Regions from separate parts of the Homo sapiens genome. Here regions 1, 2 and 3 are each linked to region 4. A link is a contact called in ENCODE Hi-C or POLR2A ChIA-PET data. All regions are on one chromosome and are shown on one strand. Each heading gives the region's core, a stretch centred on a gene start or an enhancer-like site at or near the end of the contact. The rest is flanking DNA. Distances are from core to core; before and after follow the strand shown.

Region 1 (6,336 bases), core at 1,234-3,733, 940 kb before region 4:
TTGGACAGGCTGGTCTCGAACTCCTGACCTCAGGTGATCTGCCCGCCTCAGCCTCCCAAAGTACTGGGATTACAGGCGTGAGCCACCGTGCCTGGCTGAGAACTCCCTTTTTAACATGAGTGATCTGATTGTACAGCTGCAGGATATCTCATGTGTCACTTACACGGGATTAAAGAGTATTAGATCCGCCAGGCGCAGTGGCTCACGCCTGTAATCCCAGCACTTTGGGAGGCTGAGGTGGGCGGATCATGAGGTCAGGAGATCGAGACCATCCTGGCCAACACGGTGAAACCCTGTGTCTACTAAAAAAAAATACAAAAAATTAGCCGGCCGTGGTGGCGGTCGCCTGTAGTCCCAGCTACTCGGGAGGCTGAGGCAGAAGAATGGCGTGAACCCGGGAGGCGGAGCTTGCAGTGAGCCGAGATTGCGCCACTGCACTCCAGCTTGGGCGACAGAGCGAGACTCTGTCTCAAAAAAGAAAAGAAAAGAGTATTAGATCAGCTGGGTGCAGTGGCTCACAACTATAATTGCAAAACTTTGGGAGGCCAAGTGGGAGCATCGCTTGAGCCCAGGAGTTCAAAACCATCCTAGGCAACATAGCAAGACCTCATCTCTACTAAAAATTAAAAAATTAGCCAGGTGTGGTGGTGCATGCCTATGGTCCCAGCTACTTGGGAGGCTAAGGTGGGAGCATCCCTTGAGCCCAGGAGTTCAAGGTTATAGTTAGTTATGATTGCACCACTGTACTCCAGCCTGGGTGACAGAGGAAGGCTCTGTAAAGAAAGAAAGAAAGAGAGAAAGAGAGAAAGAGAGAGAGAGAGAGAGGAAGGAAGGAAGGAAGGAAGGAAGGAAGGAAGGAAGGAAGGAAGGAAGGAAGGAAGGAACGAAGGAAGGAAGGAAGGAGAGAGAAAGAGAGAAAGAAAGAAAGAGAGAGAGACAGAGAACAGAGAAAGAGAAAAAAAAAAAAGAAAGAGAAAGAGAGAAAAGAAAGAAGAGCCGGACGCGGTGGCTCACGCCTGTAATCCCAGCACTCTGGGAGGCCGAGGCGGGTGGATCACAAGGTCAGGAGTTCAGGACCAGCCTGGCCAAAATGGTGAAACCCCGTCTCTACTCAAAATACAAAAATTAGCCGGGCATGTTGGCAGGTGCCTGTAATTCCAGCTACTTGAGAGGCTGAGGCAGAGAACTGCTTGAACCCGGGAGGTGGAGGTTGCAGTGAGCCGAAATCGTGCCACTGCACTCCAGCCTGGGCAACAGAGAGCGAGACTCTGCCTCAGAAAAAAAAGGAAAGGAAGGAAGGGAGGGAAAAAGGGAAAAATAGTGATGTATGGCAATTCTTCAAATATAGGTGTGATATTTTGCATGTCAAATTTGATTCAACTGTTAATTAAAAAAACAAAGCAACATAGCATTTTCTCAGCATTTTTAAATTGAATAAAATGTAAATCTTTCATGCTTACTGTAATGAAGCCAGACAATTTAGAAAAACAAAACCATTCTTCTGATAACTCAGTAAATTTTAAATACACATACAAATATACCAGAAAATGCATTTTTGTAACTATTTTTAAAACTGTAGATGAAAACACAAAGATTAAAACTGATGAAATGAAACAGGCATACATAAAAAATTGAATGCAATACAAAAACAATATTATTTCTACTTCAAAAAAAGAATATTTTATTTATTAAGCCATAGCACTTTGGGAGAATGAGGTGGGTGGATCACCTGAGGTCAGGAGTTCAAGACCAGCCTGGCCAAAACGGCAAAACCTGGTCTCTACTAAAAATACAAAAATTAGCCAGGCACGGTGGCACATGCCTGTAACCCCAGCTACCAGGGGGACTGAGGCAGGAGGATCACTTAAACCCAGGAGGCAGAGGTTGCAGTGAGCCGAGATCGTGCCACTGCACTCCAACCTGGACAACAGAGCAAGACTGCTTCTAAAAAACAAAACAAAACACAACAAATATATATATACGTCAATGAATATATTCAGATTATTTGTAAAATAGAGTGGAAAAGAAAATTGGATGATATTTGTAAGTTAATCACATAAAACAACAAACATAACAACACCAGTATCATCACCTCAAAGGTAAATTGTAAATATGGAGACAATTGATTTTACAAGTCACATGTGAAATTATTATTTCATTCTGAATGAAATGGGGCTTTCAATACATTTTTAGCATGTCTAGAAACAAGTTTGTTCATGTGTTTCTAGTAATATATTATTTAAAATAGTAATTATACTGGTGACATAAACCTCAAACCAAAATTAAATCTGTATCAGAAGTTATCCCACCTGATGTAAGCAGGTTGTCCTTGCTTAAATAAAGCCATCCTCAAAGGTGTGAACGACCCCTGCTGAGGTCAGGGGAGTTGCCCAGGCAACTCTCAGATGCATGAACTATAAACACTTACAGTTTTATGCTGCTGAGCTTTCCTGATTGTTTCTTGCACAGCCTTGTTGGGACAATATTAAAAAGCTGCGGTGATTTTTAAATATACTCACACATTTTTGAGAATCCTCCCTTTAAGAGGTGGAGCCTCACTTCCCTCCCCTTGGGTGTGGGCTGGACTTAGCTTTTGGCTTCTAATGCACAGAATAAAGTGAAAGTGATGGGTGTGACTCTGGAAGGCAGATCATAAAATGCGCTGCAGCTCCCTCCTCCCTCTCTCTGAGATTGCTTGCTCTGGGGGAAGTTAGCCCACATGAGAGCACAAGCTGCATGGTGAGGAAGAGAGGCTTCCTGCCAACACCCAGCAAGGAATGGAGGCCCTGCCAGAAACCACCCTAGTGAGCCATCTTGGAAGCAGACCCCCAGCCCCAGCTAAGCATTCAGATGACTGCAGCCCTAACCAACATCCTGAGTACAGTCACGTGAGAGATCCTGAGCAAGAGCCACTCATCTAAGCCTCTCCTGAATCCCTGGCCCACAATTACAGTGAGATTAAAAAGTAAAATTGGCCAGGCATGGTGGCCCATGCCTGTAATCCCAGTACTTTGGGAGGCCGAGACAAGTGGATCATTTGAGGTCAGGATTTCGAGACCAGTCTGACCAACATGGTGAAACACTGTCTCTACTAAAAATACAAAATTAGCCAGGCATGATGGTGCATACCTGTAATCCCAGCTACTTGGGAGGCTGAGGCAGGAGAATGGCTTGAACCCAGGAGGTGGAGGTTGCAGTGAGCCAATATTGCACCATTGCACTCCAGCCTGGGCAACAAGAGTGAAACTCCATCTCAAAAAAAAAAAAAAAAAGAAAAGAAAACAAGGCCAAATGTGATGGCTCATGCCTGTAATCCCAGCACTTTGGGAGGCGAAGGTGGGAGGATCACTTGAGTCCAGGAGTTCGAGACCAGCCTGGGCAACATGGTGAGACTCCATCTCTAGTTGGGCATGGTGGTGCCTGCCTGCAGTCCTAGCTCCTCAGGATGCTGAAGTGGGAGGATTATTTGAGCTCAGGAGTTCGAGGTTGCAGTGAGCAGTGATTGCACTCAGGCTGGGTGACTGAGTGAGACCCTGTCTCAAAAAAAACAAAAAAAAAGATAAAATAAAAAATTGTTTTAAACTGCTAAATTTTTGAGTGATTTGTCACATAGCAGATAGGGATGCTGTTTAGAGCCTTTGGCAGGCCCCCATAGGTGAATCACAGTGAAGGCCTCTAGGATTTTGGAGCAAGGCCCTGCCATCTTCTGCAGATAACTACCTTCATTTTTAGAGACAGCTCTTGGCCTGTTACTGGGCTTTGGTGGAAACTGAACGTTTGATTATGGGTCATCAAGTCACCATGCGACCTGAACTGCCTGTCATACATAAACTGGGTGCCTTCTGACCCATCTAGCCACACAGTGGGGCGTGCACAGCAGCATTCATTATCAAATGGAAGTGGTATATACATAACCGAGCTCAAGCAGGTAGTTGCAGCCACTCAGGAGGCTGAGGCAGGAGGATAGCTTAAGCCCAGGAGACTGAGGCTGCAGTGAACCATAATGATGCCTCTGCGCTCCAGCCTGGGTGACAGAGTGAGACCCTGTCTCAAAAAAAAAAACAAAAAAAAGAAAAAAGAGAGAAACTAAAACTAAAGAATAGCTCAATAAATATACGATATTCATGGATTAGAAGACTCAATACTGAAGGTCAGTAATTTCATCAGAAACAAATGAGAAAAAAAAAGAAGATTCAATACTGTTATCATATTGCCAGTGCTTCACAAATCGATCTGTTGATTCAATGCAATCTCCATCAAAATCTCAGAAGGCATTTTTGTAGAAACTGGTAAGATGATTCTAAAATTTAGATACAAATACAAAGAATTTAGAAAATCTGAAACAATTTTGAAAAAGGAGAATACTGTTGGGAAAATTATATTACTTTACTACAGTGGTATTTAAGAGAATGTATTAAGTCCAAAAGTAGACACGCTGTATAGCTAATTTTTAGCCAAGGTGCACAAACAATTTAATAGAGATACATATATCAATAAAAGGTTCTGTAACAACTAACTACTTATATCTTTAAAAATAAACCTCTACTCAGATCACAAAACACACAAAAAAATTGATTTGAGGTGAATCATAGACCTAAACATCAAAGATCACTTGCAAAGCTTCTGGAAGAAAACATGGGAGAATGTTCTGATGACTTTGGAGAAGGCCAACATTTCTTATGTGGGTCAGAGAAAGCAGTTGCTATAAAAGGAGAAAAAAAAGTTAAAATGGCTTCATCAGCATTGAAACTTCTGCTCAGCAAAAGACACCATTAAGAAAATGAAGGCCAGATGCAGTGGCTCACATGTGTAATCCCAGCACTTTGAGAGGCCCAGGTGGGAGGATTGCTTGAGCCCTGGAGTTTGAGACCAGCCTGGGCAACATAGCAAGACCTCATCTCTACAAAAAATTTAAAAATTAACCAGGAGTGGTGGTGTGGGCCTGTGGTCCCAGCTACTTGGGAGGCTGAGGCAGGAGGATTGATTGAGCCCAGGAGGTCAAGGCTGCAGTAAGTCGTGATCACATGACTGCACTCCAGGCTGGGCAACAGAGCTGTCTCAAAAAGAAGAAAAGAAAACAAAAACGCAAGACAAACATTAGGAGAGAATGTTTACAATATACATATCTGACAAAGAACTAACAAAAAATTTAATGTAAGTTACATTTCCTTCACCATCCTTTGTGCTCTCTCAACAGTAACCATTAAGCAAACCATTTTACACTCCTAAACTCACCACCAAGCCAATTACCCCACAAGGCAGCTTAGAGCGTGGCTACCGTGGGAGCAAAAAGCCACATCTCTCTGTGTGTACACCCCCTGAATGGGAGGGTGGTGTTTAATCCAGCACTCCCAATTGTCTTCATCAACAAACAGGAGCTGCGAGCCATATGATTCCAGAAAGAGATGGCTCTCTAAAGATTTGTCATCTCAGTTCTTCCCTGGAGCAGAGTCCTAGGGCAGAGGACTCAATAATCAAATGTCCATTTAGCAGCTGTAAGAAAACAGAACGACACCAGAACATCTGAGGGCTGCAAAAACGTATATTGTCCAAAATGATTTTTTTTTTTTTTTTGAGACAGAGTTTCGCTCTTGTTGCCCAGGCTGGAGTGCAATGGCGCAATCTCGGCTCACTGCAACCTCTGCCTCCCAGGTTCAAGCGATTCTCCTGCCTCAGCGTCCTGAGTAGCTGGGATTACAGGCATGCGCCACCATGCCCAGCTAATTTTGTATTTTTAGTAGAGACAGGGTTATTCCATGTTGGTCAGGCTGGTCTCGAACTCCCGACCTCAGGTGATTTGCCCACCTTGGCCTCCCAAAGTGCTGAGATTACAGGCATCGAGCCACCATGCCCGGCCGTCCAAAATGATTTTTAATGATGATGGTAATTAAAGAACACAGAACTAAAATTATAGAAAATGTTTTATCTCCAATTAAGTGACTAATCTTGTTTTATCATTTTTATATGTAGTTTGTATGGGGAAAAAAGTTTCTGCTGCTGAAAGAGTATAAGAACCATGGATTTCATCTAGGGTTTTTTTGTTGTTGTTGTTGTTTTTGTTTGTTTTTTTAAAATGAGCCACAGAGATGTAATGTGCCTTGCTTAAAGCCATTCAGCTAAAGATATCAGACTGGGACGTTTGCTCTCAGTTCAGTGCTCTTGAGTCTGGAGTAGGTTGAGTTTGAAGCATTGAGAAGGTACCTGGATGTATAAACTTAAGGGGTTGGTTAGGCATTACCAACTAGAAATTCTATTCTGATGTGCAAGAAATTAATTAATTGTATAATTGTTGCTTTCTTCCTGATATCTTTACCCAAGCATCTATATAAATTTAAC
Region 2 (6,395 bases), core at 2,112-4,611, 530 kb after region 4:
ATCAACTCCAGAAACCAAAGGTTGAAACCCAAAGTCTGCACCCCTGTCATTACCTCTTGCATGACATGACCTTTTTAACAAATCTCTGAATCTGTTGTCACATCCATTCTGTCATTCAGTCAAGTAAGGAGTGCTGGGAGGAGAGGACAGACTCTAGGTGGAGTCAAAAAAAAAAAAAAAAAAAAGAGTCAAAAGTATTATTCAGAACATACAAACTAGAGAGTTTGCATGCCACCTTCTGTTAATGAGGTATCTTTCACAAAACATGCTTTTGTTTTTTAGAGACAGAGTCTCCCTCAGTTGCTCAGTCTGGAGTACAGTGGCACAATCATAGCCTGCTGCAGCCTCCAACTCCTGTGCTCAAGCAAGCCTCCTGCCTCAGCCTCCCGAGTAGCTGGGACTATAGGCGAGCACCACCATGCCTGGCTAATTTTTAAAAAGAAACAGGGGTCTTGTTATGTTGCCCAGGCTAGTCTGGAACTCCTGGACTCAAGTGATCCTCCCATTTCGGCCTCCTAAAGTGTTGGGATTACAGATGTGAGCTACCTCGCCCACTGACAAAACATGTTTTATTGGAGAAGGCTAAAGCACACCTCCTCAGAACTGGGACTCCAGTGGGGTTTCAGACTGTTCATAGGTTAGTATGCCTATCAAGAGTAATTGATTTATTTTAATGTGGTTGTTTTAGCTACTTGACTGTGAATTGGAGGGAATTTGGATGGAGGTGTTGTGGACCTGAATCATACAATATGGTGGCATCATTGGTGAGGTTTTCAAAACACTGGCATGACCTGCTATGTCCAGGATCTATCATTGCAGGCTAATTTAGATACAGTTCAAAGCAAGGGATGATGCCCTGTATTCAGTAGAATAATACGTTAGGTCAAAATTTGGGCTTTTTTGAATCCTTATGCTAATGGTTGAAGGTGTCCAGGTTCTCGGCGTCTTGATCAAAGATTTGGACAAAAGGCACAAACAAAGCAAGAAGAGAATGAAATAACAAAAGCAGAGATTTATTGAAAACAAAAGTACGCTCCAGAGGGTGGGAGTGGGCCCGAGCATAGGGGCTCAATAGCCCCATTACAGAATTTTCTGGGGTTTAAATATCCTCTAGAGGTTTCCATTGGTTACTTGGTGTATGCCCTATGTAAATGGAGAGGATATTTCCTATCATAGCTGAAGTGTTTCCATTTGATTTAGTCCTAGGAAGTCAGTGTGAATTGGCCTTATGTTCCTGCCTCCAGACCCTATTCTCCTGCCTCACTTTTAGCCTATGAAGATTTAAATCCCTCAAGGTCCCACTATTTTTTTCTGGCAAATATATAAATAACGAGCCAGGCATGGTGGCTCACACCTGTAATCCCAGCACTTTGGGAGGACAAGGCAGGCTGATTACCTGAAGTCAGGAGTTTGAGACCAGCCTGGCCAACATGGTGAAACCCCGTCTGTACTAAAAATACAAAAATTAGCCACGTGTGGTAGCACATGCCTGTAATCCCAACTGCTCAGGAGGCTGAGGCAGGAGAACCACTTGAACCCGGGAGATGGAGGTTTCAGTGAGCCAAGATTGCACCACTGCACTCCAGCCTGGGTGACAGAGCAAGACTATGTCTCAAAAAATATATATATATTATATATATATTTATATAACTTTGCATCTTTAATTTTATTATGCTTTCTTTTCCAGTTGTTACATGTGAGCACTGTTCATATCTGTGAATGCTCATTTTATATTAAATGTTTAAAACTTAGTCTTTGATACCATATATTCTTTAATTAGATAAGACGTAAACACAGTTTTCATATATATACATTTTTTTCCTGAAGCCAATCTGTCCTATTAGTCAAGCAGCTCTTTTACTGAGTAGATGTCTACAGATAACATTACTTTAGAGCTGATGACGAGTATGATGCCCGTGCAGATATTTTTTGTTTGTCCTTAGAATGCCCTTTTGCTATTTCCATGGGAATGTGGTCATGCAATTAATTAGCCAATTTGAAAGTACTTCCTCTGACAAGCTAGCCACCTTTTTAGTAAGAGTGTAAATGAGCAATCCAAGGGACAGGTATTCAATTCACTAATTAATTTAAATGCAAAACCAAAGACTTCCAGGGATCATATTTCTTTCGTAAAGCAAATAGACATTTTATCATTAATAGTTACATTGTGGCCATTCATTTAATTGTAAATAGTGCCCAATATTAAGGGTAAATTCAAAAAACAACATTAGATATGAAATGCATTTGTATACTAGTGACTGAACATTTCCACCAATGGGTTTTCAGTGGCAATTTCCCCATGATATTATCAAAGAGATTTTGTTCTACAGTTTTAAGAGTGCTCTTGTATCTTTCTAAACCTCAAAAGAGAAAATATACGGTAGAATGCATCATGCATACTCATATCTTAGCCATATTGGTGGTTGACAAGAATGTCACTTGCCACTTAAGATGTCATCACACAGGAGGATAATGATTGCAACCTGTCCCCTCGCAAAGGAAGCATATCTGGGCTTGATAATATAGTCAAATAGATCCTATGTGATGGGAATTGAAGGCCACTGCAAAGCTCTCTGCCCCTAGAAGCGCCATTCCTACCGGCTTCCTATGGAACTGTCAGCCTCTCTATTTTGCCTTAAACACTTTTATGTGCATCATACTGTCCAATGAAACAGTAGTGACTGGTAAACTCTGCAAGTGGCATTGAATATATGGATCTGAAAGTCAGGATGGAGGTTCGAGTTGATGCTACCTATTCCAGATGAAAGACTTCCCAAGGAGGGTGGGCAAAGTGCAATGAGAAGATGTCAAGGTGGCGGCCTGAGGGATACTCATGTTCAGTGGCAAGAGGAAGAAGAGCCCGTGAAGGAAACGCACATAGATGGGCAGAGAGGGAGAGCACAGAGAGAGAAGAGGAGTGAATGGAACCACAAGAGGTAAGAAGCTGCTGGATCAGTGTTAGTGGTCCCAAGTGGGAAGTGGCTTGGGGTGGGGAGTGGAAGAAGGAGGAATAAGCTGGAATGTGTGGGTAGGCAGGGGACCTTAAGACCAATCCAAATGTTCTGCAAATGTTCTTAGGTCTGGGTCCGGGTCACCTTCACCAGAAGAACCTATTTCCCTTCCCAGGGGACAGACTCAGGAGGGTCTAGCCCACATACACAAACCAAGTTATATTTCAACTGGCAGAATCAGAGAAGCCTTCTCAGGAGGCATGGCCAGATGCCACGTTGCATGTGAGGTTAAATAGGAAATAACTCAGACTGCAAAGCCAAGTTTAGAATCAGAAAAACAACTAATCAGAGCAACAGCAGTGAGAACAATCTGTCCCGGAGCTGGAGCAGAGGCTGCCGGGCTCTGACAGTCACAGGCGCCGCCCTGCACAATGCAGCCATTATGACTGCCCGGCACCAACGTGGCTGAGCTCCAACCACAAGCCCTTTCATCCTGGAAGGTCTCTGTTAGGAAGCAGAGTCTGGTAAGTAGAGAGAAGTAGAAGTTTAAACGCAAATCAGTGAGTGAAAAAAAGGGAGAGAAATCAAAAGGTCCAAACTGAAAACCCAAATATTTCCTTAATTTCAAATTCTACAGTAAGTGGAGTAATATTATAAAATATTAGGGAACTCTGAAACAAAACTGCCATGCAAACAGAATATTTGCATATTTTGTCATCTAAGAGGGAGACGAGCATATCATAAATCATAAAAAATGATTTATGATATGCTACTTATACAGCAAAGAGTTTATTTTATTTTGAAATGGAGTCTCACTCTGTCGCCTAGACTGGAGTGTGTAGTGGTGTGATCTCAGCTGCAGCCTCCACCTCCCGGGTTCAAGTGATTCTCCTGCCTCATTCTCCCGAGCAGCTTGGATTACAGGCACCCGACACCATGCCTGGCTAATTTTTGTATTTTTAGTAGAGATGGGGGTTTCACCATGTTGGCCAGGATGGTCTCGAACTCCTAACCTCAGGTGATCCACCCGCCTCGGCCTCCCAAAGTGCTGGGATTACAGGTGTGAGCCACTGCACCTGGCCAAGAGTTGATTTTAAAGAATGGTATCCTCTCCTATGAACTAAGTTATAGGTTACATGATAAATTAATCAATATTTCTATAGAGATACACAAAGACATAATACTGATCATTTATTCATTTGTTCCTTTAACAAAAGTTGATTGATTGCCTACTTTGTGCTTGACATTTTGTCATGTGCTAGGCAGACAATAAGGAACCAGGCCCTTACAGGGTCCCTATGCTCACAGGGCAGCATTCCTTAGCAAGGGGAGAAAGACATCAGTCAAATAATCATACTAATAGTTGTAAAACTGAAGCCATATTGAAGGATATTTTATAGTAGGGAGACTTTCTAACTGCACCAGACCAATCTGGCTCAACTTTTACATAACAAAGTTGTGAGTTGTTTCTCTATTGCCAAGAGCCCCCGAGGTTGAAGCTTATGTAACCTGACCATGCCCAAGTGTGCAACCACAAGAACCTAAATGCTCAGCCTGAGGAGCAGAGACTGAATTAAGAAGCAGACACTGCACCAGGCACGGTGGCTTACATGTGTAATCCCAGCACTTTGGGAGGCTGAGGTGGGCGGATCATGAGATCAGGAGTTTGAGACCATCCTGGCCAATACAAAAATTAGCCAGGCATGGTGGTGCTCGCCTGTAGTCACAGCTACTCAGGAGGCTGAGGCAGAAGAATCGCTTGAACCCAGGAGGCGGAGGTTGCAGTGAGCCTAGATCGTGCCACTGCACTCCAGCCTGGGCAACAGAGCAAGACTCTATCTCAAAAAAAAAAAGCAGCAGCAGGCACCGCATGGCAGAATCCAGGATCCAACCAGATTGAGTGCGGTCATCACCTCATGGCAGGATCCAATCAGCTCATGCCTCCTGGCATCACCTCATTGTGAGATCCAATCAGATCACACCTCATTACCCTATGCTTATAAAACCTGCCTCAGCACCTAGCTCCAGGAGACAAACTTGAGCATTTCCTCCTGTCTCCTTGTGAGTTAAATGACAATAAAGCTTTTCTTTTCTCAAAAGCTGGTGCCATCATATTGGCCTCTGTGTGCATCAGGCAGCAAGCCCATTGATTGCGTGGCAACAATTTGACAATCAGAGCCACAAGAGAAGTCTTTGCTAGAAAACTGACATTTCCAAATAGAGGGAACAACACGAGACAGGTCCTGTGGCATGAAGAAGCATGACCTAAACGGCCACCAAGGGCATCTATCTCAGGAAATAGCAGGATAAAGAATTTTCTCTTTATTCTTAGAGCAATGGAAGCTGTTGAATAGTTTTAGCAGAAGAGCTGCGTTCTCAGAATTATGTTTCTAAAAGATCACTCTGGCTTCTGAGTGGAGGAGAAGGGTAAAGTATGGTTACAGGATGAGTAGTGTGGTGGTCTAAGCTGTGGCAGGAAGAAGCAACTGACATTATACAGGCTGGGACTGATGGTTGCCTGGGTTAGTGTGGAGATGGATTTGAGAGGTATTTAGGAGGTAAAATGAGCAGGACAAGGTGTTAGAATCAATAGTGGGTGAGAGAGACAGGGAGGTTATGGATGATGCCTAGATACCTGGCTTGTAGAACAGGAAAGATGGTAGTATCTTGTGCTGAAATAAGAGAGGTAGAAGAAGAGCATGGATTGGAAGGTGGGAAGATGCGTGATTTAGGTAGGAACTTTTGCTGTGCCTTTGTGATGTCTGCATGGAGATGACAGGTTGACAGGTGGACAGATGGGTCGGAGGCGCCGATGGAATGTCTGGTCTAGAGATATGCATTTGTGAGTCATCTGTGCAAGTTTGTCATTGCTAAGAATGCCTAAGAAAAGCACGTGGAGTGAGGAAAAGTTCTGGCATAACATGGTGGATATTTAATGGCCAGGTTTGTACAAAGGAAATGGGGTAGCCAGAGAGATGAGGGCAAGACAAAAAAGTCCTGCACCACCAGAGCCTGGCAAAGAGTGTTCTGAACAATCCCAGAGTCCTTCTGTTACAGCTTCAATGTTCTTTGTGTTGTAGATGGCAAAGTTTCTGCTGAGTTTGAGGAAGAAGGGGCAGATGCGTGTGTTTGTGTGTGCATGTGGTGTGAGAGTGGCTGTCACCAAAGGAGGGGAGAAGCTCTGTAGAAGTTTTGATGGAAAGTAGGAGAGTGAGTTAATCAAAATATGTAGTAAGAGGGTCCATCTGAGATTCATTTTTTTTTTTTTTTTTGAGACAGGGTCTCACTCTGTTGCCCAGGCTGGAGTGCAGTAGTGCAATCTGGGCTCACTGCAACTAATGCCTCCCAAGTTCAAGCGATTCTCCTGCCTCAGCCTCCTGAGTAGCTGGGATTACAGGCATGCTGCACCAGCATGCCCATCTAATTTTTGTATTTTTAATAGAG
Region 3 (6,418 bases), core at 2,934-5,433, 610 kb before region 4:
AGCATTTTTTCATGTATATATTGTCCATTTCTATGTTTTTGTTTTGTTTGGTTTGGTTTTGAGACGGAGTCTTGCTCTTTTGCCCAGGCTGGAGTGCAGTGGCACAATCTTGGCTCACTGCAACCTCTGCTTCCCAGGTTCAAGCAATCCTCCTGCCTCAGCCCCCGTAGTAGCTGGGATTACAGGCACGTGCCATCATGCCCAGCTAATTTTTGTACTTTTAGTAGATACAGGGTTTTGCCATGTTGGCCAGGCTGGTCTCAAACTCCTGACCTCAGGTGATCCACCCGCCTCGGCCTCCCAAAGTGCTGGGATTACAGGTGTGAGCCACCGTGCCCAGCATTTGTATGTTATCTTTTGAGAAATATCTATTCATGTCCTTTGCCCACTTGTTAATGGTATCTTTTTTTTTTTTTTTTAATTGTTGTTTGAGTTCCTTGTGTATTCTGGATGTTAGTCTGTTGTCAGGTGAATACTTTGCAGATATTTTCTCCTATTCAACAGTTTGTCTCCCTCCTCTGTTGATTATGTCTTTTGCTGTGCAGGAGGTTTTTAGTTTAATGTAGTCCCATTTTGTCTATTTGTGATTTTGATGTTTTAGCCATAAAATCTTTGCCTAGACCAATGTCCTGAAGTGTTTTCCTTGTGTTTTCTTTGAGTATTTTTATACTTTCAGGTCTTATGTTTAAGTCTGTAATCCATCTTGGGTTGACTTTTGTGTATGGTTAGAAATGGGGTACAGTTCTATTCTTTTGCATACAGATATCCAATTTTCCCAGCACCATTTTTTGAAGAGGATATCCTTTCCTCGGTGTACGTACTTGGTGCCTTTGTCAAAAATCAGTTGGCTGTAAAAAAAAAAAAAAGTGGGTTTATTGCTGGGTTCTCTATTCTGTTTCATTGGTATCTGTTTTTATACCAATACCATGCTTTTTTGATTACTGTAGCTTTGTAATATATTTTGAAGTGACGTAGCATGATGACTCCAGCTTTGTTCTTTTGCTCAGGATTACTTCAGCTATTCTGATTCTTTCTTGGCTCCATACAAATGTTAGAATTGTTTTTTCTATTTCTATGAAAAATGATGTTATTTTGATAAGGACTGCATTGCATCTGTAGATTGCTTTTGGCAGTGTGGTCATTTTAATGATACTAATTCTTCCAATTCATGAGCATGGGATGTCTTTAAATTTGTTTGTGTCCTTTTCAATTTCTTTCATCAGTGTTTTGTAATTTTTCTTGTAGAGATCTTTCACCTACTCGGTTAAATGTATTCTTTTTTTTTTTTTTTTAAACACTATAGTAAACAGGACTGCTGCCTTGATTTCTTTTTTTGCTATTTCATTATTGATATATAGAAACAGTACTGGTTTTTGTATGTTGATTTTGTATCCTCCAAATTTACTGAATTTATCAGTTCTTATAGTCTTTTGGTGGAGTATTTAAGTTTTTCTGCATATAAGATCATGTAATCTGCAAAGTAATGAATTTTACTTCCGTATGGAAGTCAACTTGGATGCCTGTTATTTCTGTTGCCAGATTGCTCTGGTTAGAATTGTCAATATTATGTTGAATAAGAGTTGTGAAGGTGGGTGTTCTTGTTTTGTTTTAGGTCTTAGAGGAAAAATTTTAGCTTTTTCCTGTTGAGTATAATGTTAGCTGTGAGTTTGTCCTATATGGCCTTTATTATTTTGCAGAATGGTCCTTCTGTGCTTAGTTTGAGAGTTTTTAATATGAAGCGATGTTGAATTTTATCAAATGCTTTTTCTGCATCTGAGATGATCATATGGGTTTTGTCCTTTATTCTATTGATGTGATACCTATTATGTTAAACCATCCTTGCATTCCAAGTGTGAGTCCCACTTGATCATGGTGTATTACCTTTTGATGTTTTGTTGAATTCGGTTTGCTAGCATTTTGTTGGGGATTTTTGCATTGATGTTTCTTGGGGATATTGACCTGTAGTTTCCTTTTTTGATGTTGTTGTATCCTTGACTGGTCAGGGCCTTGTAGAATGAGTTAAGGAGAATTCCCTTCTCTTGGATTTTTGGAATAGTTTGAAGAGGATTGGTATTAGTTCCTTTGTATACATTTGGTAGAATTCAGCATTGAATCTATCCAGTCCTAGGCTTTTCTTTGGTTGGGAGACATTTTATTACTGATTCAGTCTCATTACTCATTGTTGGTCTGTTCAGGGTTTCTGTTTCTTCCTGATTCAGTCTGGGTAGGTTGTATGTTTTTTGGAATTCATCAATTTTCTCTAGATTTTCCAATTTGTTAGCATTCATACTATTCTCTGCTGTCTTTCATATTTCTGTGGTATCAGTTGTAATGTCTCCTTTTTCAATTTTGATTTTGCTGATTTGGTTCTTACCTCTTTTTTTTGCCTTGTCTAGCTAGCAGTTCATCAATTTTGTTTACCTTTTGAAGAACCAATTTTTCATTTCATTGATTTTTTTTTTTTTTTTTGAGAGGGAGAGGGGGTCTCTGTCTAATCTTCATTATATCTTTTCTTCTGCTGATTTTGGGTTTGATTTGTTCTTGCTTTTCTAGTTCCTTGAGGTGCATCATTAGATTGTTTATTTGCAGTCTTTCTACTTTTTTGATGTAGATGTTTACTGCTATAAACTTTTTAGTGTTGTTTTTGCTGTATCACATAGGTTTTGGCATGTTGCGTTTCCATTTTCATTTGAAGAAATTTTTTTATATCCATCTTAATTTCTTCATTGGCACAGTGGTGGATTGTGTTATTAAAAATATATATATATTTTGAAGATGGAGTCTTGCTCTGTCACCCAGGCTGGAGTGCAGTAATGCGATCTCTTCTCGCTGCAACCTCTGCCTCCTGGGGTCCAGCAATTCTCCTGCCTCAGCCTCCTGAGTAGCTGGGACTATAGGCATGTACCACCACGCCTGGTTAATTTTTTTTATATTTTTAGAAGAGATGGGTTTCACCATGTTAGCCAGGCTGGTCTCAAACTCCTGACCTCAGGCAGTCCACCAGCCTCAGCCTCCCAAAGTGCTGGGGTTACAGGCGTGAGCCACCGCACCTGGTTATGTTATTTCTCTTCTCTTCTCTTCTCGTCTCGTCTCGTCTCGTCTCTCTTTTTTTTGAGACAGATACTCACTGTATTGCCAGGTTGTAGTGCAGTGGCTTGATCTCAGCTCATGGCAACCTCCACTTCCCAGGTTCAAGTGATTCTCCTGCCTCAGCCTCCCGAGTAGCTAGGACTACAGGCGCCCACCACCATGCCCAGCTAATTTTTGTATTTTTAGTAGAGACGGGATTTCACCATGTTGGCCAGGATGATCTCAATCTCTTGACCTTGTGATCCGCCCACCTCAGCTGCCCAAAGTGCTGGGATTACAGGCGTGAGCCACTGTGCCTGGCTATGTTATTTAATTTTTATGTATTTGTATAGTTTCCTAAGTTCCTCTTTGTGTTGATTTTTAATTTTATTCCATTGTAAATTGAGAAGATTCTTGATATGATTTTGATTTTTAAAGATTTGTTTTGTGTCCTGACATACGGTCTGTCCTGGAGAATGTTCCATATGCTGATGAGAGCAGTTGTTGGATAAAATGTTTTGTAAATGTCTGTTAGGTCCATTTGGTCTAAAGTCTAGTTGGAGTCCAGTGTTCGTTTTTTGATTTTCTGTGCCAGTGATCTATCTAATGTTGAGAGTGGGTTGTTGAAGTCTCTCACTATTATTGTATTGGAGTTTATCCCTCTCTTTAGGTTTAGTAATATTTGCTTTCTGAATCTGAATTTTCCAGTTTGGTGCATATATATTTAGAATTGTTATATCCTCTTGCTGGTTATCCCTTTGTCGTTATATAATGACCTAATCTTTTTTACAGTTTTTTTTTTCTTAAAGTCTCTTTTATCTGATGTAAGTATAGCTACTCCTGCTTACTTCCTGTGGTTTCCCTTTGCATAAAATATCTTTTTTCATACCTTTACTTTCCATCTGTATGCATCCTTACAGGTGAAGTGTGTTTTTTGTGGGCAATAAGTAGTTGGACCTTGTTTTTTAATTCATTCACCTAGTTGATATCTTGTAAGTGGAGAATTTAATCCATTACATTTAAGGTTATTATTGATATGTGAGGTTTTGTTTTTGTCCTATTGTTTTCTAGTTGTTTTGTATATTCTTTCTTTTCCTTTCTTTTTGTCGTTGTGGTTTTGTGGTTTTCTGTAGGGGTGGTTTGAGTCCTTTCTCTTTCTTCTTACTTTGTGTATTTGCTTTACTCCAGTGAGTTTTGTACTTTTGTATGTTTTCATGGTGGCAAATGTCATCCTTTTGCTTCCAGGTTTAGAATTCCCTTGAGCATTTCGTGTAGGGTGGTCTAATGGTGATGAATTTCCTCAGCTTTTGCTTGTCTGGAGAAGACTTTATTTCTCCTTCATTTATGAAGGATAATTTTGCTGTATGTAATATCCTTGGCTGAAAGTTTTTTTTTTTTCCTTTCAGCACTTTTGAATATATCATCCCCTTCTATGTTGACTGTAAGATTTCTGCTGAGAAATCTGTTAGTCTGATGGGGGGGTCTTTTATAGGTGACTGGATACCTTTCTCTTGTTTTTAGAATTCTTTGTCTTTGTCTTTAGACAACCTGAGTAAAATGTGCCGTAGAGAAGACCTTTTTGCATTGTTTTTAGGGATCTTAGAGCCTCCTCTATCTGGATGTCTGTATCTCTTGCTAGACCTGGGAAGTTCTTTTTTTTTGAGACAGAGTCTCGCTTTGTCACCCAGGCTGGAGTGCAGTGGCGCGATCTCCGCTCACTGCAACCTCAGCCTGCCAGGCTCAAGCAATTCTTCTGCCTCAGCCTTCCGAGTAGCTGGGATTACAGGTGTGCACCACTACCACCCGGCTAATTTTTGTGTTTTTAGTAGAGACAGGGTTTCACCATGTTGATCAGGCTGGTCTCGAACTTCTGACTTTGTGATCCGCCCGCCTCAGCCTCCCAAAGTGCTGGGATTACAGGTGTGAGCCATCGCACCCGGCCCAGACCTGGGAAGTTTTAATCTAGTATTTTGTTGAGTTGATTTTCCATATTATTGGTCACTGTGTTTTGACTGGGTTATTTCAAAAGACTGGCTTCAAGTTGTGAATTTCTTCTGCTTGATCTAGTCTATTGTTGAAACTTCTGAATACATTTTGGATTTCGATTGTTTTTTGTTTTTTTTTTTTTTTTTTTTTTTGATGGAGTGTTGCTCTGTTGCCCAGGCTAAAGTGACCCCAGTTTACTGCAGCCTCTGCCCCCTAGGTTCAAGTGATTCTCCTGCTTCAGCCTCCTAAGTAGCTGTGATTACAGGCAGGTACCACCACACCTGGCTGACTTTTGTATTTTTGTAGAGATGAGGTTTTGCCGTGTTGGCCAGGCTGATGTTGCAGTCCTGTACTCAAGTGATCTGCCAGCCTTGGCCTCCCAAAGTGCTGGGATTACAGGCATGAGCCACTGTGCCCAGCCTCTGTTTTGTTCTTTTTAAATTCTCTCTCTCTCTCTCTCTCTCTCTCTCTATATATATATATATATATATATATAATTATTACTGAATTACAGAATAAAAATAAATAATTAATTTATTATTCATATTATTCATGTCCTGAATAACCATTCTGATTTCTTTGTATTTTCAGAATTATTTTGTATCGCACATAGCTTCTTTAGTATTAAAATTTTGAATTATTTTTCCAATATTTTTAAAAACTTTTTAATGGTATGTGTTCCTACGGAATTATTGTGTGCCCTTTGGAGGTGTCTCTCTCTCGCTTTTTTTTTTTTTTTGGCTTTTTAATGTTTCCTGTATATGTTGATATCTGTGCATCTGATGTGATAATAGCTTCTCCCAATTTTTTTGAATTTGCTTTCATAGGGGAGAACATTTTATTGAAGATATATCTATGGTGTTGCTTGGGTAGGCACCGTAGTTGTGATTCTGGATGTGTGCAGTCATGTAATCTCTGGATGATTTATTTGGCTTAAACAGTATCAGCAGTGGCTATGATTTTTCTCAGTGGTTTAGGGTGCAATTATTAGTGGAGGCAGTGGTGAAGTTTTGCTGGGGACTAGGATGCCAAGTAGACCAGCCTTTGCACCTCAGTCGTGGACCAAGCATGCCTCACCTTGGGCCCAGGGTGGCATATGCTGGTACTGGTGTTAGTGGGTCCAGGTAGGCTGATTCTTGTGCCTCGAGGTGGAGGCCCATACTTCCTCAGATGCCAGTAGTGGTAGCAGTTGGCTCTGTAGGTTGGACGGTTCTCGGGTCTGCAGCCAGCCAGTGTGGTGTGCGAAGACGGTGGCAGTGGTGGGTCAACCCTCTGGATCCCAGGAAGAGTGCACTTGTATTGGTGGTGGCTACAGTGGACTGGGCAGGCCAGTCTCCAGACCTACAGATGGTACATGCAGATA
Region 4 (6,712 bases), core at 4,106-6,605:
TAGCTAAAAGAATCTTGGATTGTGTCACAGAAAATAAACACTAAATAAGCTTTCTGTGACACTTCTCAGGTCCTTTCTCTCTTCCTTCCTCTTCCTCTTTCCCCCCTTTCTCTCTCTTCTTCCCTCCTTCCCTCCCTCTTTTTAAAGATATAAAACAATTTAAAGGACTGTCTGTGTACACATGGAAGAATTAGATACAGTCATCAATGTAAACTTGTTTCATGTCTCTTCTTCACTTTACCCTCCTACAGCTAAGCCATGGGCCATCCTGGCTGATACCAGATCAATGATATAGGAAACTGAAGTGGTGACGTTTATAATTTTAGTACAGAAAAAAAAATCAACCTGCTGTTGAGGAGGTAACTGTGCTTATTATCTAAATGGTCTATTTGATGGAATTTATTAGGTGATTGGCCAGTTCCTAATTTTCATATAAATTAACTGGTGAAGATAGAAATTATGTGATTTAAGAATTGAACTTGCTTTTTATAATCCATACAAAAGATAAGTGAATCATTTAAATCACTTACGGAATTTAAAGGAAAATTATTTTTTATTTGTCTGTGCAGAGAAATTCTAAGACACATAATGCAACCTGTTCTTTTCTCATTAAATGTTACATGGAGTATGACTGCTTTCTTTCATTTCTTCCTAACTTCCTTCCTTTAACTTAAAATTTGCCTTCATCTTTTGCCAAATTACATTTGTTTATTTTCATTTCTTTTTTACAAATCGATTTCTCATTTCTTCTTAGATGAAGACTTCACAATTTTGGTCTTTACAACTCAGATATTCCCCATGTGACATTAACTGCTTTGCTTAAAAATAAGGGATCAAACTTCCTAAAATACGTTTCAACATGCTACGCTGAAGTCCTAAAGAGTAGACATGACTTTTCTAATATCCACGAAATCCTTTTAAAACTGTGGACTGGTTAGATACAAAGATTTGATATTTAAAGTTATAATTTCATTCTTAGGTCTGCTCCTTTAATTTTGCCATTATCTTATACTCACTCAAGTAGCTAACAAAATCATGGCATGACAACACTGATGACAGCTCCCAAATTTCACTTTAGAAATTAAATAGTATTTTCTTGCCAAGATTTTGACTACAGAGTTTCTTATTTGCAAAGTTTAACAAAATTATGGTTTTCTAGGCCAAGGTGTGCAGATTACTTGAGGTCAGGAGTTTGAGACCAGCCTGGTCAACATGGCAAAATCCTGTCTCTACTGAAAATACAAAAATTAGCTGGGTGTGGTTGCATACACCTGTAATCCCAGCTACTTGAGAGGCTGAGGCATGAGAATTGCTTGAACCCAAGAGATGAAGGTTGCGTGAGCTGAGATCATGCTGCTGCACCCAAGCGACAGAGTGAGACTCTGTCTCAAAAAAAAAAAAAAAAAAAAAAAAGAAAAAATTACGGTTTTCTAATTTCAGGAAATGTTGTGAGATCTTATATAATAAACTCAATTTCTCAGTAGCATGATAATTTGACTTTTTAAAACTTAGATTTAAAATATTTAATTTTTCTTATATTTTGAAGTTTTATGTTTTATATTTCCCAGATAAAACTTACGAAAATGAAATATTTAAAATGGTACCGGCCGGGTGCAGTGGCTCACGCCTGTAATCCCAGCACTTTGGGAGGCCAAGGTGGGCGGATCATCTGAGGTCAGGAGTTCGGGAGCAGCCTGGCCAACATGGAAAAACCCCCATCTCTACTAAAATAAATAGATAAATAAATAAATAACATAAAATGGTACTAAATGATGACAATATTAAATAGAAATTGTACTATTTACCATTTAATATAAATTTATTCAAAAAAGTTTTAGGGGAAAAATACAAAACACTTGTGCCAAATCATAAGCGTAAGTTATCTGTTTTAGAGAACACTGTATCATTAATTTTAAACCCTGTGGTTACAGTTTATTTAATGTAATTTGTATTTCATTTCCCTCACACATTTTTAAATCCACATATGCAAATTAAACTATACAATGTGAGAAAAGGTTATATTTGTCCATATCAATTATTGCAGCAATGACTGTTTAGAAATAATTAGGGATTGGATTACATGTTTAAATTGAAAATAAAAGCTTTACTGTCCCCTCTGAATACTCAGTTTGGTGTCTCACAGTGTGATATAAGATGCAATTTGAGACCACTGAACTCTGTGATCATGAATGTGCAAAAACTTGACCATTCAAATTCCAAGTCACAAACTATGCCTTGCCAAGTTATTTAATAAAAGAATATAGACAGGTTTTATAAACTTCACTGAAACAGTTTTTGACTTATACTCTCAAGTGTCATATATAACTCAGTTAAATACTCCTTCCAACTGTCCATTTGTGGTTAAAATAGCTTTAAAACAGTAAAGACTATTTTCATTAACAAATATCTCAGAGTTTAAAGTAACCATCAAAGCATCGGTGTTAGGGAACACAGAGAGAATGGTTTCTTATTTAGAGGTAGTTTCTAAAGTGTTCTAAACTTTCTTCTCTGTAGCATATGAGCAGGCAGGGATAAAACAGATCCCCACTAGAATATATAATAAATATATAAGCCAGTTAAAACTAGTCTTTGTCTCGATGGCACTTAAACTTATTATTTTTTCTCCCCATGGAGTTCCATGAGCTCTTCAATCTAAAGGAATATCTTCCTTCAGCGTTATTTGCACAAAAGCAAAAGTACTTATACAATCTGAAAAAGAAAATATTGTAATTCATAACACTAACAAATGCAGCAATGAGGCCTGTGGGAAAAGCTGACCACATAGATCCGGTAAAAGCCCTAGCCTATTTAATTGTAATCACAATAAAGGGACCAATATTAAATTTGTTTCTAAAAATATTAACCAGTTCAAAGGATATCAAATGTACTTGAAACTCTAAAACATTGTTTAAAAAGGTAACTTCTAGTTCTTCAAATGATTTCTAGATTCTCAAAAAGAAAAATAAATTTATCAGCATTGTCTACCTAATATTTGCAGTTTAGGAGGCAAGATATATTGTTAATGTGAAGATGGTTGCATCTGTATTTTGTTGTTTTCAGCTGCACATAATTGTTCTTTTAAAAGGCTTTTGGGAAGCCAAATTTAGTTTACTGGCTTTGAGCATGCAGAATTTTTTAAAGTTTAGTCAAAGTTCCAATGCTGTTTTGAGTAAAGCAAAATTTTAAACAGTATTTTCATACTTTCAGAATATGTTCATATGTAGTTTTTCTAACATAAAATGCATTGATCTTTATGGCTGTAACCAAGAGAGTCTACATCTGGGTAGTCATGCCTTTTGATGATCATACTTCCATGTATTTCAATGACTTGTCAAAGACACACGTTTGAAACACTCGATCCTGTGCCTCCTTCAAAGGAAGTTTAAATAAATATACCTGTAGTAGGAAAATTCCGTTTTTCTAGCATTAGAACACATTATGGTGAAAATTTTTGTGAGCTTAAAATGTGCCCATCACTTAGGCCTAACACATGAATATACTTAGGCCTAAGAGGAGGAAACATTCTAAGAGAAAGTACTTATACATGGGCAACAAAGTAATATGACAGCTATTATGGAAACAATCCTTCTGAATTTCCTAACTTTCATGCCCACAAATTGACAACCACTTGTGTTTATTTTTCTTTTAAAATAATATTTTAAAATCTATGTCCATGATTAATACTCTCTTTTTTGACACTAAATTGAGTATTAGAGTTATCAACTCAAATTCTATTAGAGTATTAATAATCAACGTTACACTAGGTCATAAAATACATGTGTAATAAACATAATAAGCTTGGGTGTTGTTAATATTGTTGAACATTTACACAACTCTGTCCTGACTATTCTCTATGTAATCAGGTATCATGAAGTTTTTCAACTGACATTTTACTACTAATGAGAAACAAATTAGGAAGATGAGTGATGGGAAGAAAAGATGAACATGATTAATAGGTGCTTGTTTCATAAAGACTCTAGGGAGACTTTTAAATCCTTCACTGCTACTATATTCTCACCGAGTGAGGAGCCACTGCACGTGCCTTTTAAAGCTTTCAAAGGAGGGCTGAGTAGTTACTCAATCTGTTACTGATGCTTACTCCATTTGCATCCTGTTGTGAAATGAGGTACACTTTATGTATTGGTGCCAAGGTAAATGTCAACTGTATCCATCAAAAATTTTTAAAACAGACATCTAAGTTAGAAAAAGAAAATAATGTTTCACTTTGGGTCTAATGTTGCAAATAATCGCTCCTGAAGACTAAAACATCTTTGTTGTTCCGCATCCCTTCCCTCCACCCTTCAAGAACTTGCATTTTTTAACTTTTCAAGTGCTTTTGATTAAAAATACCTAATCTACTTTGCTTCACGGGTTTTTTAAAGAATCATTCTTGTTCTCTAAACCAACTTCGTAGAAATAGAGAGGAAGTTAAACTTTATACAGTATTTGAATCTTTAAAGGTATGAGCATCCTAAACAGTAACTCACTTCTAATAAAGATCTTGCCATTCCTAACTGTACTTTACTAAGGTAGCTGTTTAATAAAAACGTATTTATGCAGATTCTATAGAGCAACTAAAACGGGACCCATAGATGTGGTGAGTAGCACAAAATGTGTATGGCAGTTGGCTTTATTTGCAGCGGCATATAAAATTGTTAATAATCCTGTCAAATCTGTTCATGAATAATTTATTAATCCGATTGCTGGAGTGCAGTGCATACAGGAACTCTATGTATGCGTGCATGTGTACACACCCCCCATGCAGGAAGGACACTACTGCCGTATTCCAGAAATGACAAAAAAAAAAAAGTAAAAATAAGCAAGAATCACATAATTAGATGTCTTACAGTCTCATAAAAGGGCAGTGCTGCGAGGTTAAGCTGGTGAGCTAAAAAACAAACAAAACAAACAAAAAACCACAAAAGCAAAATCCAGTTGCCTGAGATCGGAGCTTCCCGCAGGATTCGCGCAGAGCGAGGAGCGGGGAGGACGCCGTTTGCGGGAGGCGGGGGCCGGGATCCCGACACCGTCCGCAGTCTCCCCGGGGTCTCTCAGGGAACCGAGCTGGTGGCCGTCCGAGGTAAGCGCCGAACCAAGGAGAAAGCGCCGAGCGCGTCCACAAAACGCCCGAGGCCGCCCTTCTCGCCAAGGCTCGGCAGCTCCCGCGGCCTGCGCTGGACAAGCGAGAGCTGGACGGAAACGGTGGGAGGCCGTAGGCGGCGGCTGGGGGCGCGGGACCCGCGCGCGGGCGCGGAGGCGGGCGGGGAGGCCCCGCAGCCCGCGCCGCCGCCAGCCGCCCCGAGCCGCGTGCGCGCGCGGCCGCATCAGCTGAGCGCGCGGCGCGTGTCACGTGGTGTGCGTGTCGAAGGTCACGGCGCGCTCACAATGGAGCTCTCGGAGTCTGTGCAGAAAGGCTTCCAGATGCTGGCGGATCCCCGCTCCTTCGACTCCAACGCCTTCACGCTTCTCCTCCGGGCGGCATTCCAGAGTCTGCTGGACGCCCAGGCGGACGAGGCCGTGTTAGGTAAGCCGCTCGGCTCGGCTCGGAGCTGGATCCGCCGGGGTGGAGGGGCGCTCGGAGAAGAGGAGCCGGCGGAGCGAGAAGGGGAAAGCCCCGGGAAGAGGAAGTCTCCGGGCTTTGCCCTTCGCTCCGGACGGAGTGTTGGGGACGTGGCTCTGCCAGGACTCGGAGCAGACTCTGAGCATTGTTTTGGCCCCACTTGGCACCTGCATAGAGCCAACTCCACGTTCCTGGCCCGGTTTCCCTCCCAGTCTCTTTGTTCTTTTGTAAAGCCGGTGTTCAAGTCTTGTTTGTGGCCTAAACATCTAAGGTGTTTAGCCTTGTCTGAGGCTGCGGCTGTTTTGACAGTTGGACTTCATCTGGGGAGCTCCCTGCAATTCAAGCTTCCAGGGCTAGGCTAGCAAAGGTTTAAGGGTCTGTTTCCGAAGTAATTACTAGGTCAGACAGTGTTGACATTTGCCAACTTAGAGCATACCTCAAGTTGCTATGATCACTCCAGCGCTCTAGTTCAGCATGTTTACACAGGTTCTACGCCTAGAACCTTAAACTATGATGCACAATACTTTGTTCCGCCCCAGTTACCAGGATGCGAGTGTCTTTTAAGCGATCCGGTCAGTGACTGCGGAGGTGCAGTGTCAGTATGGATTGAAGACATATTTTAAGACCGATCGCTTTTAGATGATTTTCTTAAATATAAATATCCCAACAATTCAAATTTTTGTTTTTTTTCTGTAGTTTCATGAACTAAACACTTGTACAAAAAGTATGAAAGTGGAAGTTCTTAAACGAAAATAGTAACCACCACCTGGGTTAATCTCAAAAAAAAAATGACTGTCAAACCCTGAAAGTACTAATATAATTTTGAAATTTGTATCTTATATTCTGAACTCATGCCCTACCTTCTACCCCCTTGATGTATTTGTTCATGGAGCCGGTTACCCTAAACTCATCATTTTTAGGATGGAAGTTTATTCTAAAATTGACACAATGTAAAATATTTATCTTGTTTTTCCTTTGAATTTACTCCAGTGTTAGAATGACCATTGCATTGTTATATTTTCTTTGGGGGCTATAATATTTTTTAATAGTAAAAATATTAAGGCAAAATAAGTTAATTGAAGCTAGTAATAGTAGAGTTCTTGTTGTGTTCTTTTTATTGTTTTTCACTTGATCTTGTTGCTCATCTCATTT

Evidence for each region. A loop is a pair of places that touch in the nucleus more often than their neighbours do. ChIA-PET counts read pairs that join two places held with the same protein, here RNA polymerase II (POLR2A). Pooled maps may share reads with other maps.
Region 1: a loop to region 4 is called in a pooled map, with 3 times the contacts of the local background. The contact joins the promoter of LINC02643 here to the promoter of COMMD3-BMI1 in region 4. A Hi-C loop is called at or near these places in 2 of 50 pooled maps. POLR2A ChIA-PET finds 5 or more read pairs at or near these places in 2 of 52 experiments (MCF 10A and naive thymus-derived CD4-positive, alpha-beta T cell).
Region 2: a map of ascending aorta shows a loop between it and region 4 (3-fold over the local background). The contact joins the enhancer-like site here to the promoter of COMMD3-BMI1 in region 4. A Hi-C loop is called at or near these places in 2 of 168 maps with a recorded cell type or tissue (Right ventricle myocardium inferior and ascending aorta) and 7 of 50 pooled maps.
Region 3: a map with no recorded cell type shows a loop between it and region 4 (2.9-fold over the local background). The contact joins the enhancer-like site here to the promoter of COMMD3-BMI1 in region 4. A Hi-C loop is called at or near these places in 4 of 37 single-sample maps with no recorded cell type and 5 of 50 pooled maps. POLR2A ChIA-PET finds 5 or more read pairs at or near these places in 1 of 52 experiments (activated B cell).

The regions. Positions count from the first base shown.
Region 1 is chr10:21,370,467-21,376,802 of GRCh38, forward strand. LINC02643 (long intergenic non-protein coding RNA 2643) reads right to left here and starts at 2,484. Exons shown (of 5, transcript NR_155751.1): 1 at 2,429-2,484. RefSeq lists enhancers at 2,336-2,837, 2,474-2,768.
Region 2 is chr10:22,846,275-22,852,669 of GRCh38, forward strand. No RefSeq gene overlaps it. Among named protein-coding and RNA genes, the nearest start is that of ARMC3, 79 kb to the right of the region's middle. Within about 2 kb of position 3,362, at least 21 of the 41 ENCODE cell types and tissues checked have a DNase peak (open chromatin) inside an H3K27ac peak, as active enhancers do; they include ascending aorta, where a contact is called at or near this core.
Region 3 is chr10:21,698,833-21,705,250 of GRCh38, forward strand. All of the region lies in intron 13 of MLLT10 (MLLT10 histone lysine methyltransferase DOT1L cofactor), which reads left to right. Among named protein-coding and RNA genes, the nearest start is that of MLLT10, 170 kb to the left of the region's middle. Within about 2 kb of position 4,184, at least 2 of the 41 ENCODE cell types and tissues checked have a DNase peak (open chromatin) inside an H3K27ac peak, as active enhancers do.
Region 4 is chr10:22,311,033-22,317,744 of GRCh38, forward strand. COMMD3-BMI1 (COMMD3-BMI1 readthrough) reads left to right here and starts at 5,356. Exons shown (of 14, transcript NM_001204062.2): 1 at 5,356-5,524. The coding sequence starts at 5,386. COMMD3 (COMM domain containing 3) reads left to right here and starts at 5,356. Exons shown (of 8, transcript NM_012071.4): 1 at 5,356-5,524. The coding sequence starts at 5,386. RefSeq lists a silencer at 5,214-5,333 and an enhancer at 5,604-5,903.